3 separate regions of the Homo sapiens genome follow, and all the other regions are linked to region 2. The links are chromatin loops, found by intact Hi-C in ENCODE. Cell type or tissue: heart right ventricle. All regions are shown on one strand. Each heading gives the region's core, and the rest is flanking DNA. Links, peaks and the distances in the headings are about the cores only.

Evidence for each region. A loop is a pair of places that touch in the nucleus more often than their neighbours do. Peaks named below come from ENCODE experiments on the same cell type or tissue, not always from the same donor. Only the 100,000 strongest peaks of a DNase experiment are listed, where the experiment ranks them.
Region 1: a loop joins it to region 2, with 6 times the contacts of the local background. A loop is called at or near these places in 34 of 110 quality-filtered maps.
Region 3: a loop joins it to region 2, with 3 times the contacts of the local background. A loop is called at or near these places in 46 of 110 quality-filtered maps.

The regions. Positions count from the first base shown.
Region 1 is chr4:89,155,102-89,161,262 of GRCh38, forward strand. No RefSeq gene overlaps it. Among named protein-coding and RNA genes, the nearest start is that of TIGD2, 47 kb to the left of the region's middle. In heart right ventricle, for the core only: CTCF peaks have their summits at 3,989 (motif pointing right) and 4,188; no DNase peak of the experiment used is centred there.
Region 2 is chr4:89,886,647-89,892,807 of GRCh38, forward strand. It overlaps a transcript of MMRN1 not described here. Among named protein-coding and RNA genes, the nearest start is that of MMRN1, 5.1 kb to the right of the region's middle. In heart right ventricle, for the core only: no CTCF peak of the experiment used is centred there; a DNase peak (open chromatin) is centred at 2,890.
Region 3 is chr4:89,223,512-89,229,672 of GRCh38, forward strand. No RefSeq gene overlaps it. Among named protein-coding and RNA genes, the nearest start is that of GPRIN3, 81 kb to the right of the region's middle. In heart right ventricle, for the core only: a CTCF peak has its summit at 3,637 (motif pointing right); a DNase peak (open chromatin) is centred at 3,640.

The sequences.
Region 1 (6,161 bases), core at 2,450-4,949, 730 kb before region 2:
TGCTGACCAATCAGCGTTTTGTAACCATATTTGGCTATTTATTTTTAAATTAACTAAAATGAAATAATATTAGAAATTCACTTTTTTAATTGCACTAGACACATTTCAAATTTGTAATAACCATCATCACAGAAAGTCCTACTGGATATCACTGATTCAGAGGGCTCAAGCAATACTCCCACCCCAGCCTCCTGAGTATCTAGGACAACAGGCAAGAGCCACCATTCATGGCTATTTTTTTAAGTTTTATTTTTATTATTATTTTTTGAGACAGGGTCTCACTCTGTCACCCAGGCTGGAGTGGAGTGGCATAATCACAGCTCACTGCAGCCTCTACCTCTCAGGCTCAGGTGATCCTCCCACCTCAGCCTTCCAAGCAGCTAGGACTACTGGTGCGAGCCACCATGCCAGGCTAATTTTTGTATATTTTTGTAAATATGAGGTTTCATCATTTTGCCCAGGCCTGTATTTTTATTTTTTGTAGAGATGGGGTTTCACTATGTTGCCCAGGCTTGTCTGAACTCCTGGGCTTAAGTGATCCTCCTGCCTCAGCCTCTCAAAGTGCTGAGATTACAGGTGTGAGCCACCATGCCCTGGCCTTTAGACAGATTCTTAATGTTCATCAAGGTGTTTGGTAACACCTAAAAGTAACAATGAGTTATTTTTCCCAAGCCTGGAAAATTGAGATAAAATAAAAATAACTTTATTTTTCATTCAACAAAACTTTAATAAAACTCAATGCACTAGGAACTAGTTAAACAAAGATGAAGAAAGTGTGATTTCTGACTTGAGAGGATTACAGTCTTGTGGATGAGCTGGAAAAACATCCAGCCATTATACAATGTGGTTTTTATTAAAATGATGTTACATACCAAACAAAGTCATTAGCTCTGTCTGAAGGAACTGAGGAAGACCTCAAATAGGAGATGATAGTTGAGCTATTACAGTAACAAAGTTATTTTTTAAAAATAATATACATTCATAACACAAAATAAAAGGGTCAGTCTCTCCTGATGTCTGTATGAGTAAATTTGAGAATGGCCCTGACTCCAAGACAGTATGTCCCATTAACATTCTGTAGCATACCCTTGTGCAGATATTTCCACTGAATACTATTCTAAAGCTATGTACTGGATTTTATGAATATAACTTGATCTAGTGTGCAGTTTTTTGGGACAATCTGGACTAGCAACAAGAACTAGTATGACCCATGTGATGCTGGACATAAAGCAATTAAACAGTAAAGAGCCTGAGCACTCCTAAGCTTGCGCTACCAGGCCATGATTAATGGTGTCACATGGAGAATGTCAAAGGGCCACGGAGTGAGTGGCTCCATCTCCAGTGTGACTCTTGCAGATTTTCAAATGTCCCTCTCAACTCTGCAGCTTGAGGAGAATGTTGATCATGCCCAAGAGAATGCCGGACTAGGAGAGTAAAAGAACAGAAGGCAACATGGCGAAACTCCGTCTCTACTAAAAATCCAAAAATTAGCCGGGTATGGAGGCATGCGCCTATAATCCCAGCTATCTAGGAGGCTGAGGCAGGAGAGTCGCTGGAACCCAGGGGCAGAGGCTGCAGTGAGCCGAGACTGCACCACTGCACTCCAGCCTGGGCAACAGAGCAAGACTGAAAAAAAAAAAAAAGAACAGAGGGCTCAGGCTGAGAAAACCAGATTATTGTTTCTGAAGACCTTTCAGCGTGGATGTTGTGGGACAGAAGTGCAATATGGCACGCGAGAAATCCTGGGATGGGCTTGAGGGATCTAGATAGAATCAGCACAGAGACTATCCCTTTAGTAGCCTGGCTAAGTACAGTGATCGGTTTCTTAAGTGATAAGGATTGGAAATTAATTAGCCATTATAGAATGTAGTATGTAAATATGGATGGGTGTTTGTATCAGTCAGGGTTCAGTCAGAGAAGCAGAGCCGTTAGGATATACATATATATATATATATATATATATATACACATATATATCCTAATGTAGTTATTTGACTAACCGTTAGAGTTTGTTTATATATATAATTATATATAAAGCAAAATTATATATAATATATAATTATATTAATATGTATTATATATAAAAGTATATATTATGTTAATAATATACTATAATTGTATTTTATATAAAATAAACTCCAATGGTTAGTCTAATAACTACATTAGGATATAGATATCCTATGTAGTAATATATAATTATATAATATATATTATATATTATATGTAATATATAATTATATATTATATAATAATATATATATTATATATTATATATTATATTATATATCTAATATAATAATATATATAATATAATATATAATATATAATTATATATTATATATTAATTAATAGATATTAATTAATATATAATATATAATATATATAATATAATATATAATATATAATATATAATATATATTATATATAAAACAAAATATATACATATCTGTAATAATCAGATATTTGCTACGGGGATTTAATTTTATGCAATGCTGGGAGCTGGTAAACCAGTCTCCGTAAACATGTCACCCTTGTGTCTGATGTTAAGAGTTTGAAGTCTGCCGAGCAGGTAGTAGGGAATGGAAGACAGATGGTAAGTGGAGGAGAGCAAGAACAAGCTGTAACCCACAGTATGAGCTCAAGCACATGAGGATAGACAGAAACCTACGTCAGTTCTGTCTCTGACCCGGAGGGTCTTGTGGAAGCTATGACCCATTATGATGGAGCTGAACACATACCCGGACCATGGGAATGAAGCTGAATCTTCTTTGGCTGTGTGATGAATTTGCCCCTGGGCCATGATATATTATGACTGACTGCGAGGCTTCTGAGAGCACTATCCACTATACAAAGCTTAGCACACATGTCAGCACATATTCATCTCTTATTCAATATTTGTTGAAAGAATAATAAAATAAAGTGTGTGTGTGTGTATATGTGTGAGAGAGAGAGAGGGAGGGAGAGAGAGAGAGAGAGACAGAGGGAGAGAAAGAGAAAGAGAGAAGAAAGAAAGAAGAAAGATAGCAAAGAAAAGGAGAAGGGAAGGAAAAAGAAAGAAATGTACAAGGTCACTAAATCATCCAAAGACAAATCTTGGGCTAAAATCCAGGTAATTTAGACATTTTCTTAAGAAATCAAATAAAACAACACATCAACACATATATTTTGTTGACATATACTTGATAATATATAATATAAAAATATCAGAAATATCCAATAGTTCATTACATTATGGTGTATAAAAGTAATATTTATGAGAGAAAAATTAATGCTTTGTTCTTCAAAAACATGTTATTCAAAGAACATTTTCATGGATTTGTAGGGTTTCCATGAATATTTGATTTTGATAGTTTTGATGTGTTGTTTTTCTTTGTTCAGTGATCAAATATAATCTACATTAAGTGTCAGGAATGATTACTTTGCAGTCTCTGGAGCTCCAGGGGTCTATGGACAGAATTCAAGTGGCCCATGAACTTAGATAGGCAAAAAAGGACCAATTTTCTCCACTAATTTCTAACTGTAATAAAACATTTCCTTCAATTATGAATACAGCATAGGCAACAGACCACAATAGTATCAGCCTGTCACATACATTTTCATATCATATTATTGTTGTTGCAGATGTCTCAAAAAATGTATACACTATCAGCTCAAAATCATAGTAGTTATTAGATTAACCACCACATTTTGTTACTGATATGTTAATTAAACACACGGATTAGTCTAATACATTTGTCATTTTAAATCTCTTGATAACTATATTTCAATATAGTTTCCTTTCTAAATCTAGTGTTTTATTTTATGCATTTAAAAACATTATTATGAAAAAAGGCCCATACGTTGTCAAAGAGTCCCATGAGCACACAAAAGATTAAGAAACCCCGCCTTTCATAAGGACAAAATGTCTCCCTTCATTGCAGTATTTTTTTCTGATTAGTATTCTAGAGATGCCAATGACAAATAATGGTGCTTACAGGCATTGTACACAAGGTGGCAGCACATTATTGTTTCATTTCCAAAAATCAAATTTCCTCATTCCTGGCCATAACTGGATGCTAAGTGTAAACACTAAGATAAGGTAATACATTTTTAGAAAATAGATTTTGATATTTTTCAGCCTTCTAGTTTATATTAATATCCTCTTTTCTGTGCAATATATAGCACACATAAGATGTTTCTATTTAATAAACAATTTTCTCAGTTTGAGACACACAAAAAGAAATTAAATTATGTTCAGAACTATTCCTCAATATGTTTTCTAAATACAGTCCTCCCACCTCCCCCCCCCCAAAACAACCACCAAAATTCTTATGAAGAAAGACTTTTTATAAATTACCCTTTGGGTAATTTATGAATTACATAAAACTTCACCCCCAATATATACCATACTCTCTCTAATTAAAATTTGTGATGTTTTAATTGAAAAAGGAAAGGAGGGGTGGTAGAGCTGACTAAAGGATTGTTGGTGCAACAGATTACAAAATGGCTCTAATTCCTCATTCCTCCCATGAAAAGGCACAGTTTATTTCTCCATCTCTTGAATTTGAATTGTTCTTGGGACTTGCTCTGGCCAGTAGAATGTGTTTCCTTTTGCTGTCTGCTTTCAGGACTGGGCACTGAGCTTACTTGTATTTGCATCTCATGAGAGGACATGCCTGAGTTAGTCTGCTGGAAGGATGTGACATATACATGGTGTATGAGACCTGTTAAGATAAGCTGGATTCTCCAAGCCAGATAAAACTTAGAAAAATGAGATCCCCACCAATAGTCAGTCTACACCCAGACAAATGGGAGAGGCCAGTTGAGGCCAGAAGAATCACCCAGCCTAAGTCTCTGAACTGCAGCTGATTCCAGATGTATGAGCAATAAATACACTGTTTTTAGCCATTGAGTTTTGTCATGCTGTTTTTGTCCAGCATTATTTGTAGAATAGGTAATGTTTGTAAGGTCTTCTTTATTTCTAACTCTGTACAAGTGCATGACTGGTCCAGATATCTTTCAGCAAAATGTACCTGTAACCTAGCATTCCATTGAATCAAGTATTTTGGCATACATAACATTTACTGAGTGTTTCTATCCACTTAGTAGATCTAGTTCTGACTTAAGGTATAGGAAGTCAAGGTCGAGGAAGAAATTGGGTTTTGGGAGTTAGAGGAAGAAATTGGGTTTTGGGAGAGGAATGTGTTATAAGCTAAATGTCTGTAGCTCCACCCACCTCCCCAAATTTATATGTTGAAGCCTTTAACCCCCAATATGATAGTATTTGGAGATGAGGCTTTTGGAAGGTGATTTGTTTTAGATGAGGTCTCGAGGGTGGTGCCCCATAGCCCTTATAAATAGAGACACCAGAGAGAGTTCTCTCTCCCTTGTGCACAGAGAAGAGGTCATGTGAGTACACAGTGAGAAGGTGGCTACCTCTATACAAGCCAGGAGAAGAGGCATCAGAATAAAGCCTACCTTCCTGACCTTGATTTTGGACCTCCTAGTCTCTGGAACTGTGAGAAATAAATTTCTATTGTTGACGCTACCAAACCTGGGATATTTTGTGATGGCATCCAGAGCTCACTAATACAGAACGGAAAGACAAAGTAAGGGAAAAGTGATAACGAACAACTATTCAGTGTTTTCCAGCATTCTAAAGATTTTAATATAATTTCATTTAATTTCTTACAACTAAGTGAGGTAGATACTATTACCAACAACCTCATTTTACTTACAGATGAAAAATGACAAAGAAAGGCTAAATAACACGTCCAAGGCTTCATGGCTAATAAGTGGCAAAGTCAGAATTTGAATCAAAGATAATCTATCTCTAGAAGCTGTGTTTTTAACTGTTATTTCATACTGCTAGGAAATGAGCAGTGGCAAACAAAGACAGGAAGAGAAAAACTCAGTGATAAACACTGTGTTGTCTGGTACATTACACACTGCCATGAAGTATGCCAAAGTAGTATGGCATGCTGCTTTGTTGAAGATATGAGGAGACATGTTTTACTGTATATAATAAAGCAACATTCTACGTACACTTGCAGGCTTGAATAAGAAGACATTTAAAAACATTTATCCAGCATTGTTTCATATCAAATACATATAGGATGGATGTACAAATTGCCTATGTTATTAGTTCTACCTACAAGGTGGCAGAATAACTTGATAATTAG
Region 2 (6,161 bases), core at 1,415-3,914:
ATATTAGATTTATCCATTTCTCCCTTTAATTCTGTCCATCTTGGCTTCATGATTTTTATTTTTTTATTTTTTATTTTTATGGCTACATAATGGTTGTACATACTTATGGAGTACATGTGATATTTTGATACAACATACAATGTTTAATTATCAAATCAAGGTAATTAGGATATTGATCACCTGAAATGTTTATCATTTCTTTGTGTTATGAACACTTCATATCCACTTCTCTAGTTATTTTGAAATATACAATGAACTATTGTGAACTATAGTCACCCTATTGTGCTACTGAACCTTATATCTTATTTCTGCCATCTAACTGTATTTTGTATCCAATAACCAACCTTTCTTTATCCCCTGCTCATCACTACCCTTCCCAGCCTGTGATAACCAAAATTCTACTCTCTACCTCCATGAGAGCAAATGTTTTAGCTCCCACAAATTAAAGAAAACATGTGTATGTTTTTGAAGCCTTTGTCAAAAATTATTGATGAAAGCAGTTGAAGGCGACACAAAAATGGGAAGATATCTCATGTTCATGGATTCAAAGGATCAATATTGTTAAAGTGTCCACACTACCCAAAGCGATCTACAGATTTAATGCAATCCCTATCAAAATACCAATGACATTCTTCCAGAAATAGAAAAAAATCCTAAAATTTAAATGAAACCACCAAAAATACAGAATAGCCAAAGCAATTCTAAGCAAAAAGAACAAAGTTGGAGGAATCATATTACCTGTCTTCAAATTATACTACAGAGCTGTAGTAACCAAAATAGGATGGTGCTGGCATGAAAGCAGACCCATAGACTGATGGAACAAAATAGAGAACCCAGAAATAAATCCACACATTTACAGTGATTTTGGCTTCACATATTTTGAAACACTACTAGGTACATTTATATTCAGTATTATGTGTTCTTAACTGAGTCTCCTTTCATCCTTCCTTGCCCTTTTTATATGAAGTGAGTATTTTCTAAATATTCCATTGTAATCCTACATTGATTTTTAAACTACATTTTTGTTCTAACAATTAAAATATGCATTTTAATTTATTCTAGTATATTTTCAAATAACATTTTACTTCTCACATATAACATCAGAATCTACTTATAACTGTGTAATTCCATTTACACACCTGCAGGCTCTTTGTGTTCCTCTGTCTTGAATTTTAACTACAAATGCTATCAATCTCACCATACATTATTGCTGTGATTTTTATCTCAACAGTCAAATTAAAAAAAAATTTAATTCATTATAATTTCACACTACATATGAAATTATAATGCTCTCTCTCTTCTTCTTTATTTCCTCCAATTATAGGTATGTTGAACCATATGAAATTGTTCTACAGATCTCAGACACTATTCATTTTGTTCACATATTCATCTTTTTTGACTCTATAATAAAGATAATATCAATTATCTACATTTTTTAATTGATAAGATAATATCAAATTTGTTTACATATATATTTAACTTTTCTGATGCTCTCCATTCATTCTTGTCAATCTAGCTCCATTTTTCTGTAGTTTCTCTTTAGCGCAATGGGTTTCTCTAGTATATCTTATAGGGTGGGTCTTCTGAAATCAAATTCTTTCACGTTTTACCTATTAAAGATGTCTTTATTTCCCCTTTACTTTTGAAGGATATTTTTACAAGATATAGAATTATAAGTTGGCAAGTTATTTTTTTCCTTTGAGCACTTTAAAGATGTAATTCTATTGCTCTCTCTCATCTATCTGACTTAATGAAAAGTTAGCTATAATTGTGTTCCCCTTTATGTGATATGGCGTGTTTTTTTTTTTCCTGATAACTCATCAATTGTGTCTCATCAATTTTGGAAAATTCTTACCTATAAATCTTTAAAAAATTATCTTTTGTCCTATTTAGTCTCTCTTTTCTTCTTTATTCCCTCCATTTATAGGTGTGCTAAACCATATGAAATTGTTCCACAGATCTCGACACTGTGTATTTCGTTCACATATTCATCTTTTTTGTGTTTCAGTTTTGATAATCTCTTCTGACCTATTTTCAAGCTAACTGCTTATTTTCTTTGATATTTCCAGTATGCTATCAAGCTTATCAAATGACTTCTTCATTTTTGATATGTCTTATTCCTGGCATTTTCATTCAACTTTTTAAAAAATAATTTTTATCTCTGCTGAAATTCCCGTTCTGTTCAGACATGTTGCCCATCTTCAATACCACATTCTATCATAGTTATTTGAAATTCTCTCTCTTATACTTCCAATATCTTGGTGTTTTCTTGATTTTTTTAGGGTTTCTCTCTTGACCATGAATTACATTTTCTTATTTTTTATTTGTCTTACAATTTTTATTGTATGAGGCATTATGCTTAAAAGAATAATAAAGGCTATAGTAAATAATATTTACCTCAGAGAAGGACATTCTTATTCTGTTAGCCGTTTAGTGTAGGAGCTGAGTTATCCCAATTTGTAATTGAGCTAGGTCTAATATAAACCAAAATTGTTGTAGCATTAAGTTTTAACTCACCACGCTCTTAAAATACTTTGAGGACGTGATAAGGATTTTCCTTTCAACTAATTTTGAGATCTGAGCACAGGCAAAGCTCTGGAGAGCTCTTTATCCTTGACAATACAGAGAAAAAGCTCTCTGAACTGTGTGTGATACGAGGCCTAAAATTAAGACACAGAATTATGTGCCGTCTTGACATCTGAAACCAGAGGGCGTCGAGGGCCTTAACCCAAAAGTTTCCTTCCCCACTCTGCTCTTGTGGATAAGGTCCCCAGCCCAGTATCCACTGCCTTATCAAAGGGACCAGGCATAGTTCCTGCTTATCCCTGAGTAGTAGGTTTCAGTTCCCTGCCAGCCCACAGAATTATTCGAACAAGCCAGTCACATCCGCCTGTGGGAGCCAGGGGACACCTCATACTCTTGATATTACAAAGTCCGCCTTCTAGCATTGTTGATTGTTCACTGTATTCCCGAGTGCAGCCCTGGTGTGGCCCTGCGTGATGTGCTGTGCCCTCTTCCCCAGGGCTTTAGTTTATGTATAAACTGCTTCCAATCTCATCAATTCAACACTAGACATCATGTGTTCACCCATTCTTATAACCTTAGGGTGGGAATTCCTCCCTCACCAATGGGGTGAAGAGAGGATGATTAAAACACTACTTTACAATGAAAAATCTTCTTCTACTTGCAACGAAAAATCATTTTTAAAACAATCTCTAGTACATTCTCATTTCTTTCCAGACCCACCCCTGCATTTCTATACCTTGGAAGACATCTTTCCAACCTCTTGCCTTATCTCTAGCCTTTGGAGGACCTTTCCTCCAAAGTCACTCAGTGAAGACCTGCCATGCCTTGAAGCTACTGATTTTCATTCTTTTCTTTTCACTCAGCTTTTGGAGAGCCATGGCAGTGTACTCAGGCGAGGCTTCTTGATGAAGAAATTTCTGGCTCCTCTGTTGGCCTTCTCTGAGACTACCCCAACAGAAGAATGAGGGTTGGGACACCTTGTTATAACCTCATGAGGTGGAAGTTTAATTCTCCCTTCAGGCTTTGCTGGCAAGGGTGGGTTCTTTTGTCTTTTATTTTGCTTTTTTTTTTTTTTTTCCCCTGTGCTCTATGGTGGGAGTAGAGTGGTTATTTTCTAAAAACTTTCTCTTCTTTCCAGGCTGACAATTCTCTAGTCCTTGGCCTAAAGAGAGCTTTTATTGGGGCTTTTATTGTTTCTGCCCATTGGCGTTCCTAGTTTGCCAAATTCTCCAGTACCCAGAAATGAGGCAAAAGTAAACTTGGGAACTCAGTGCTTCATTGTTCCTTGGGTCACCTAGCCATTCTGCCTTCTTTTCTCCACTCTTCAGAGTCTTATTCTATTTTTTCTATATATAATGTCCATATTTTCAGATGTACTTAGCAGAAGGAATAGGGAGATATGTCTATTCCATATTTCCAGAAGTGGAAGTCACTAATGATAATCACTTGATAACCAGATACAGCTTTCCATTAAGAAAATGAAAATATGGTTATTTCTAAAATGATCAAAAGAAATGCGTTTTGAACTCTTTCACTTCAAGGGTACTGTTCTGCGTAAATGGGAAATATAAAATCAGCAATGACATGGTTTTGTGAACTATTCTTACATTCATTTTCTCATGAGGGGCATTTGGTCATCTTTATCAGTATGTTCCTTATGATCTTATAAAGTTAAAATTTTAATATTAGGACAAATATGTTGTTTTTTTTTCCTGATAAACTAATATGTTTCTCTCACTTAATATTAAGAATTATATAATTCATTAATTGTCCATCTTCCCTTTCCTGCCAGCCCACTCAAACCTAAATTTTCTTACTTCCAATTTATTTGCTTATCTTAAATTTTTCTAGCATCACTACTGCTTCATTATCTTTTATTCTACAACTCCCAGTCTTTGGTTTATTATTCTAATGTGGCTGTGACGGCTTCAAAATAAACCTTCTCATATTTATTTTGAGAATAGATAATATAGAAACAATGGGCTTTCTGAATTTTCTTTAGGAGTAACTTACAGGAGGCAATCTGACTGAATGGGTATTTCAGAAGACTTTTGAAGGTGTGTTCCCGGAACAAGTTCATTATATTTATTTAGATTACTTTTTTTTTCTTTTGTGTGGCTATAATAATGTGAAATAGAGCCCTCTTCAACCCATTTGTTATCACTATACATAGGAGTATGGTCATAGCTTCATCTATTCGTTCACTGATTCAACAAATATTTACCGAATACCTATTGAATCAGGATTGGGCATAAATATCTGTTCTAACAATTACTAATGTGTTACCCTAGGAAGTTATTTAACTTCTTTAAGTTTAACTTCCCATGAGTATAACAAGAATAGAATACTTACCTAACATGTTTGTAAGAATTAAATAATATGCCAAATTTAACTTACCTAGCACATCGACTCATCAAAATCATGCAGAAATCAGTTTCTCTTCTTCTCCAGCCCTTTTGCTGTATGTTGATAACCCCCTTTGTCCACATGTAAATTTGACAGGTTTTCAATATTTTTCAAACACCATTAAATTGAAAAAGCTCTAAAATTTGTTTTCTTCTATTATTTTTTGACAGATATGTCTTATGGAGGAAGGTAATAATGAAATCATATTTTGGATGTTTTAAACTATTTTAAGAAAATAGGAATTTCTCATGTGAAAAATGAAGAAAACAGCTGCTGAAAAATCCTATTAATCTGGTGGAAGTTAGCCCATACCCCCAACATTTTACAAAGAATAAGTCTTGCAGCTATAAAAATGCTTTGAATAGTACACAGCACCATCTACAGTGAACTCCTCAATCTAAGATTCTCTTTTAACTCACATTTATATTTTCTTTTAACTTAATAATCTTTTTTTGTTTTTTTTTCTTGTGGTTAGAAAATTAATTCATATGCATTATAAGGTGGAAAAGAACCAAACCCATTATCTCATCACCTACAGACAACCCATGTTGCAGTATATAGTGAATCCTATGTTTATGATACAATGAAAAATGACATAAAAATCTCCTGATAACTCATAATATAATAAATTTCATGATTTTTATCTTATAAAATATTCATGGTGAACAAATGGCAAGATGGTAAAACATAATTTAATATGAACAACCAAGTGGGAAATGGGAGGTATAGCAAAATGACAGGGTCCAGTTATACAAAACTGATGATATAGTTTAATCCAACAATAGTATTTTAGTATCTAGTATCTAGTATAATAGTATCTAGAAGAATGAGTAAACTGAGTACTCTTCAGCCAGTCATCTCAGCAATATTATTTTTCTTAATTGTTATTTAATGAGTATTAATTAGTCTCAGAAAGAAGAATTTGAGACAAGGTCTCTGACAATTTCTGGAGTATTTTATACCTCTAATTAAGGGCTGATCCATATACCCAAAATCACTAAATGAGCTTGAGATTCTCTGGGGAGTTAAAGTGCAAGATGGCTTAGTAGATCAATAGTGAGATACAGAACCTTTAGCCTTTTGATTTCAGGGTCCCTTGTAAGCTAGGATAGGGGTGAGCAAAAGTCATTATTGGTCAATACCTTATAAGTGGTTAAATGAATTGCTTAGCTTTGTTCAGTTTTTATTATCATTGGATAACTATTTGTTATCAGTTATAGATCCAATGG
Region 3 (6,161 bases), core at 2,246-4,745, 660 kb before region 2:
CAGCAACGTATGAGTTTCCAGTTTCTCCACATCTATGGCAAGACCTGTTATTGCATGGCTTTTTATTATGCTTATCTTAATGGGTTAAAAAAAAGGTATCTCATTGTGGTTTTGATTTTGTACTTCCCTAATGAATAATGATGTGGAGTATATTTTCATGTGACAATTGGCTTATTGGTATAATTTATTGGCACAGGTCATTTGGCTAAATGTCTGTTCAACTCCTTTACCCATTTGTAAATTGGGTTATTTGCTTATTTATCTCCTTTTTACCTCCAGGATGGAAGTGCTATTTCAATTTTTTTTTTTTTTTGGAGATGGAATTTTGCTCTTATTGCCATTGCTGGAGTGCAATGGCACGATCTCAGCTCACCGCAACCTCTGCCTCCTGCGTTCAAGCAATTCTCCTGTCTCAGCCTCCCAAGTAGCTGGGACTACAGGCATGCGCCACCACGCCTGGCTGATTTTGTATTTTTAGTAGAGATTTCTCCATGTTGGTCAAGCTGGTCTCAAACTCCTGACCTCAGGTGATCCGCCAGCCTTGACCTCCCAAAGTGCTGGGATTACAGGCATGAGCCACCACGCCCAGCCAGCACTAGGTCAAATTTTAAGGTCATTATTCCTTTGCATTTAAAAAATTGTTTCCACCATGTATTCCTAAATAACACATTGTTTTGTTTTGCTTCTTTTTGAGCTTTATAAAAAATGGATTTATACTGTATGGAGTCTTTAACATAAAATCCTGAGTGTCTTCCTAAATTAAGTTTTCATGTTGGGCAAAAACAATTGTTTTCCAACAATGGTACTATGATATTTAAAGCAGAAAGTTATCTTTAAGAAAGAAAAGATTACAAATGGGAACACAGGGCTGCTGATTCTTGTCTTTTGGAAGATTTAATGGAGTTATCGTAAGTGGGGTATAAGAACAACAAAAAGATGTTCTTAGGATTTATGAAAATCAACTCTTGCACTCATTTGATACTAGAGTGTAGAGGTATTTGCCTCTAGGTAGGTCTATCCTGCAGATTTTTTTTTCACTTTGTGAGACTAATTTTTGTAGCTTTCATGTCTCTTCCTTACGCCAAATATGTTAATTACATCTCTTGTTATTTTCAGTGCTTTCAACATGCTGTTTCCTATCTGACACAGATGTAGAAAACAGGTAATCTAGAATTGTGACAAGGATTAGACTGAATAGGCTCTGATTATGAGTCTGAGGGATTCCCTCTGGGATAAGTTAATGAGCTTTAGCACATGGACTTTGTGACATTTATTTTGGTTGCAGAGGCCTCTTTTTGTTTCCTTCCTTATTCTCAACTTTTACTGAGCAGAAATGTAGGGGTATGGACTTGAAAACAAACAGATTTGGTTTTGAGTCCTTGCTCTGTCATCTTATTGATTTTTTTTTAAAGAATAAATCACTGTTAAAAAAATTCTCTAAATGAGGATAGGAATGTATTGATCACAGTATGACATAATATAAGATGATATCTTTAAAGCACTCAATAAGTTATAAATATTATTATCTTTTTAATATATAAAGAGGCTTATCAACATCAAACTCTTAAATTGCTGTTTGGTGACATCTGAGAGTAGGAAAAATAAAAAGAGTTTAGACAATAAAACACAAAAATTAGTCTCGCGAGCTGAAAAAAAAAATCCCTGCAGTATAGAGCTACCTAGAGACAGACTGTACTTCATAGATAAGATATATAATGCTTATTAGACAGAGCAAGGGAGGAAAAATTGAGAATAAGTATTGGATTGGTTGGAAGTGGTAGTGGTAGGAATGGTGATAGGGAGAAAGTACTCCAGGAAAGTTAGATAAGAAAAACTTTCACATTCCTGGCGAGCAAATTGATGTCAGAAGTTTTATCATCAAGAAAAAAAAGTCCTGTAGAGGGGCTTAAACACAACATAGCTCAGGGTTCTCAAATTTGATCACCACCAAGACTTTCTTTTATTACCTTTCCCTCCATCTACTCCGTTGAATAAACTGGTTTACCAAGAGAGCTGATCTATCAGTGAATTAATAGGTAATGTGCATGGGAGAACAGAATTTGGAGGGGGAAAGATTTTTTCTCCTTTTGCTCTCCAGATAATAAAGGCAGGATGAGTTTGGGGCAGCAGAGACTATAAGATAGAGAGGTTAAGAGGAGGTTTAGCTCTCAGTTTCACCAAGGTTTATGGGCTTTCTCTGATCCTTACCTAGAGACACCATTATTTTTCCTTATGTGCTGAATTGAGTTTAGCTTAAGTGCAGTAAAACTATAGGGTTCACTAGCTCAAGGGTCTTTAGGCATTGGAAAGTCAGGGAGACAACTTCATGGGATTGGCAGGCAATCCCCAGAAAGTACCTGGAGCTGTGGTAATGGTATTTATGATGGATTTGCAAACAGCAGAAACCATCTAAAAGCGAGGAGGGGAAGAATACAATTTTACTGTTTTGTGGGCATTTGTGTAACTCCCCAGGGATTGTCAGAGGTGGCTATGTGAAATATAATTAAGGAGGTAGCTGATAATTGTACAGATAAGCGTGATAAATCAGATAAATTTTGGCTTAAATCATGATGTATGGTCATTCAAATCCACAGACGGGTAAGAGCTCAAGGTTTTTGAATTATGTAAATAATTTATTTTTTCAAATATGTTAATCTAGGACAAAAGTAATTACAATTATGCAATTATAATTAAGTTCTTTAGAAATATGTTATTTTAGTTAGCATACACATTACGATTCACGCATGGGTCTCTTGTAGGGCATAGACCTTTCTATTCCATTCTAGAATAGCTGTGTGTTAAAGAAGATAACTCAGAGGCATGAGTGGATTGTACAGCAGTCAGCTATGCTTGTAGCCTATTTTGCCCATCTCATCTCTAAAGATAAAATACTTCAGTTTTTTTGGGTGGAATTGGTGAAGAGACAGATGTCTCAGGCTTGTGGCAGAATGTCACCTTGGCAATTAATGGGGAAAGCAAAGACCCACGGCTTACTTACTACTAATTAAGAAGTCACAGTACAGACCTAAGGAGAAGAAAGATCTAGCATGGTGGCAGGCTGGAGCAGACAGGGTGGAGGTTGTAGCAACTAGCTGATGGGGCATTTATGGGCTTAGTTGTGTGAACAAATGTGAACTTGAAAGAGTCAGTCCTTCAGAATGGATCCCAAGTGGCTATTTAAAATAGACCAAGGAGCTATGTGCTGACTAAAGTTCACACACATACTCTGAGATGCACAAAAAGCCACACTTTTTTAACTTTGGGACTTTCAGAGCTCACCTGAACCAACCAGTCACAGCTTGGCTCTATCAATCAATCAGAACTCAGCTGTGTCAGCCAATCAGCAATAAGGAAGTTTGAATCCTTTGTTTACATAAAAGGACCTGCTCGGGAAGCTGGGCTGAAGCTTTTGCTATAAAACCCACACTCTTTCTTTGTTCTCTGGAACCACCTTTGTTTTACACCTAAGGCTGTGTCTCACCAGTTAGCAAACTGTTCACTGGAATAAAGTCTCTTTCCTTCAAATTCCTTTTCAGAGAACTTTTGTTCACAGTTGGCAGGAGGGAGAGTGGAGGGGAACTACCTCTAGGGCCTACCAAGAGTTTCAGAGACAGGTCATCCAGACCTTTCCAGCAGAGGGCAGTCACAGCTTGGTTTTTCTCATGCAACCCGTGGCTTCATTCCTTGGGTTTCACTGCCCTGGCAAGGCTAACTCCAGGTTCCAACGCTTAGGGTAGGGCAGTTCACTCTCTTTTTCTTTAATCCATGGATACGGAAAAGGCTTTTACTGAGGTCTCAAATTCCAGAGAAGACCTTGGCGATATTGTAACTACATTTTTTTTTCATACAGGGTACAGAAATGAAGATGTATCTACGTAGATTTTCTTTTTGCTTCCCTGCTCTCAAGTTTGATCAACGATCATGTTGGAACGTGTCTGTTCAGAATTTAATATGATTTAGACAAAGGCTTGAAGTTATGGTTGCTTAATTGAAAGTTTCTTGCAAAAGAGAAAAAATACAGACGTTTGAAGGTGGAAAACTAAGAGATTTAAGAAATATATGAGGAAACTCCTTTTCCCCTCCACCAGCTTGAGGAACTTCAAACACCTAGAAGGCATTTATTATTCAAATAATTATTTTGTTAGTGATTACTGATAATTTATTAAAGTCCATAGTCCAGAAATCTGTTAATTAACTTTATATTTAAAAATTAAAATGGAATGTTATGCCATTCTTACCAACAGCCAGGTTTTAGATAACGATGTGGTATAAATGATTTCAATTAATTACTGTTTCCTTCTCTTATTTAAATTTAGGATTCAATATTTATTTTTGCCAAATTATTAAAAAAATTTTTCCGTTTCATTAGGGAAGTTAGTTTAAGAGACTTAACCTCGCAATAAACTTCCAATTAGACAGTTTATTACAAAGTCTTACGTAGTGCATTCTTAATTTAAATATTATTCATTTCTAGCTGAACTTTCACGAATGATGTAAAGTTATTAATTACTGATACTACAGCTGAGTAAAGTAAGTCTTTGGTTCCAACTGAACCAGGAGAGAAAGGTCATTATATGTCTAAGAACTGGGCCCGCCTTACCTTTGGAGGAAGGGTACGACAGAGCACAGATTTTATGTTCTAAAGATGGCGGCACCAATATGGTTATCAAACTCACATGATTTCCTTACAAGGCGATTGACACACTTCTCAGTGGGGTTTGTTTTCTCCCCTTGAATCTAGGCAGGGCTTGTAACTGCCTTGACTAATGGAGTATCTCAGAAAGGATGCTATACAATTTCTAGTGCTAGTTCATAAATGGGATGTAGTTTCTGCCTGTCTCTACTGGAGGGACGTATAGGAATGGTGTGCCAGGTGCAGGCGACATCAAGGAGTGGTGTTGATGGCTACAAACGCTAACACTTTAAAGGTGTCAGCTTATATTATAGGCAGCGTGTGGGCTTAGAAGATTTTAATATTACTCCTATTCATGTTAGGGGGATAGAAACCCTCTGAAATCTATAGGTTGAATAGTCAAATTGTGAAAAGAGGATTTCTCTCTGGCTCTTTTAAATTAAACTGGGATAATTTTGGTTTTGAAGACTCTTCAATATCCCAAGAGTATAGTAGAGACTAAAAAAGAAAACCCAGGCCACCATAACCTTGCCTGTTTCCATGACTAAGACATGCACTAAACACAGATAAGCATTATGAACAGAACTGTACAACTTTTGACCATGTAGGACAAGGTTGGAAAAATAAATGTGTTGTCTCTCAAGAACTTGAAAGGATGCATTAGATAGATTTAGACCAATGGCATAATTTCTTATTCATTCCTGTTGCTTCTTTAATGTTCATCAATAACCAGGCAAGACGTGGACAGTGAGGAGCCCTGTTGTCTGAACAGGGCTGCTAATGAATTGGTATCTGCTGTCACAAGAGTGCAATCACTAAATTGCATCTGCCTCAAATACTGACATACCAAATTCCTGATGGCTATGTGAGAACACTCCTTCTACACTGTAGTTCCTAGTATGGGGGTGTGAGGATACTGAGCACTTCAAGGCAAACCAAGTTAGAGGGCACCCAAGGTGAGCACGTGAGAAGTAGATTCCTGTTTTAGACCAATTTTGTGTTGATTCACATGACTTTTTCACTGAAGAATATAATGTGATTTATTGTTTTTGTATTAGGAAACATTGAACACTGGTAGGCCATTTTTTTTTCTGAACTGATATTTGGCATTCTTTGTTATATATATGTTCCATAGATCACAAACACAACAGGTAAAAACAAAAGGAAACAGTGGGCCTTATATGTTTTGTAGGAACAAAAAAGCACTCTTAAAAATTATTTTGAATCAGATGTATCTTCCTCAACTACTGGTTCCAGACATGATTTAGGGGTTCTGAATAATGAAGGTTCATCTCTCCATGTCATATATCATACTGTATCATCTCCTCATATTGTATATATATATATAATATAATACATAAAAGTTTTTCTTTTCAGTGTTCATTCACACAGTGATTTTTCATGTTACAGTCCGCTTAAAAGTATCACATCTAATCAATTATGTGACCTAAAAAAATTACATTAGTAAAAATTTACCTATGTGGTGGGTATTATGTGTCCAGTGACAAATAACTTATGACATTATAAT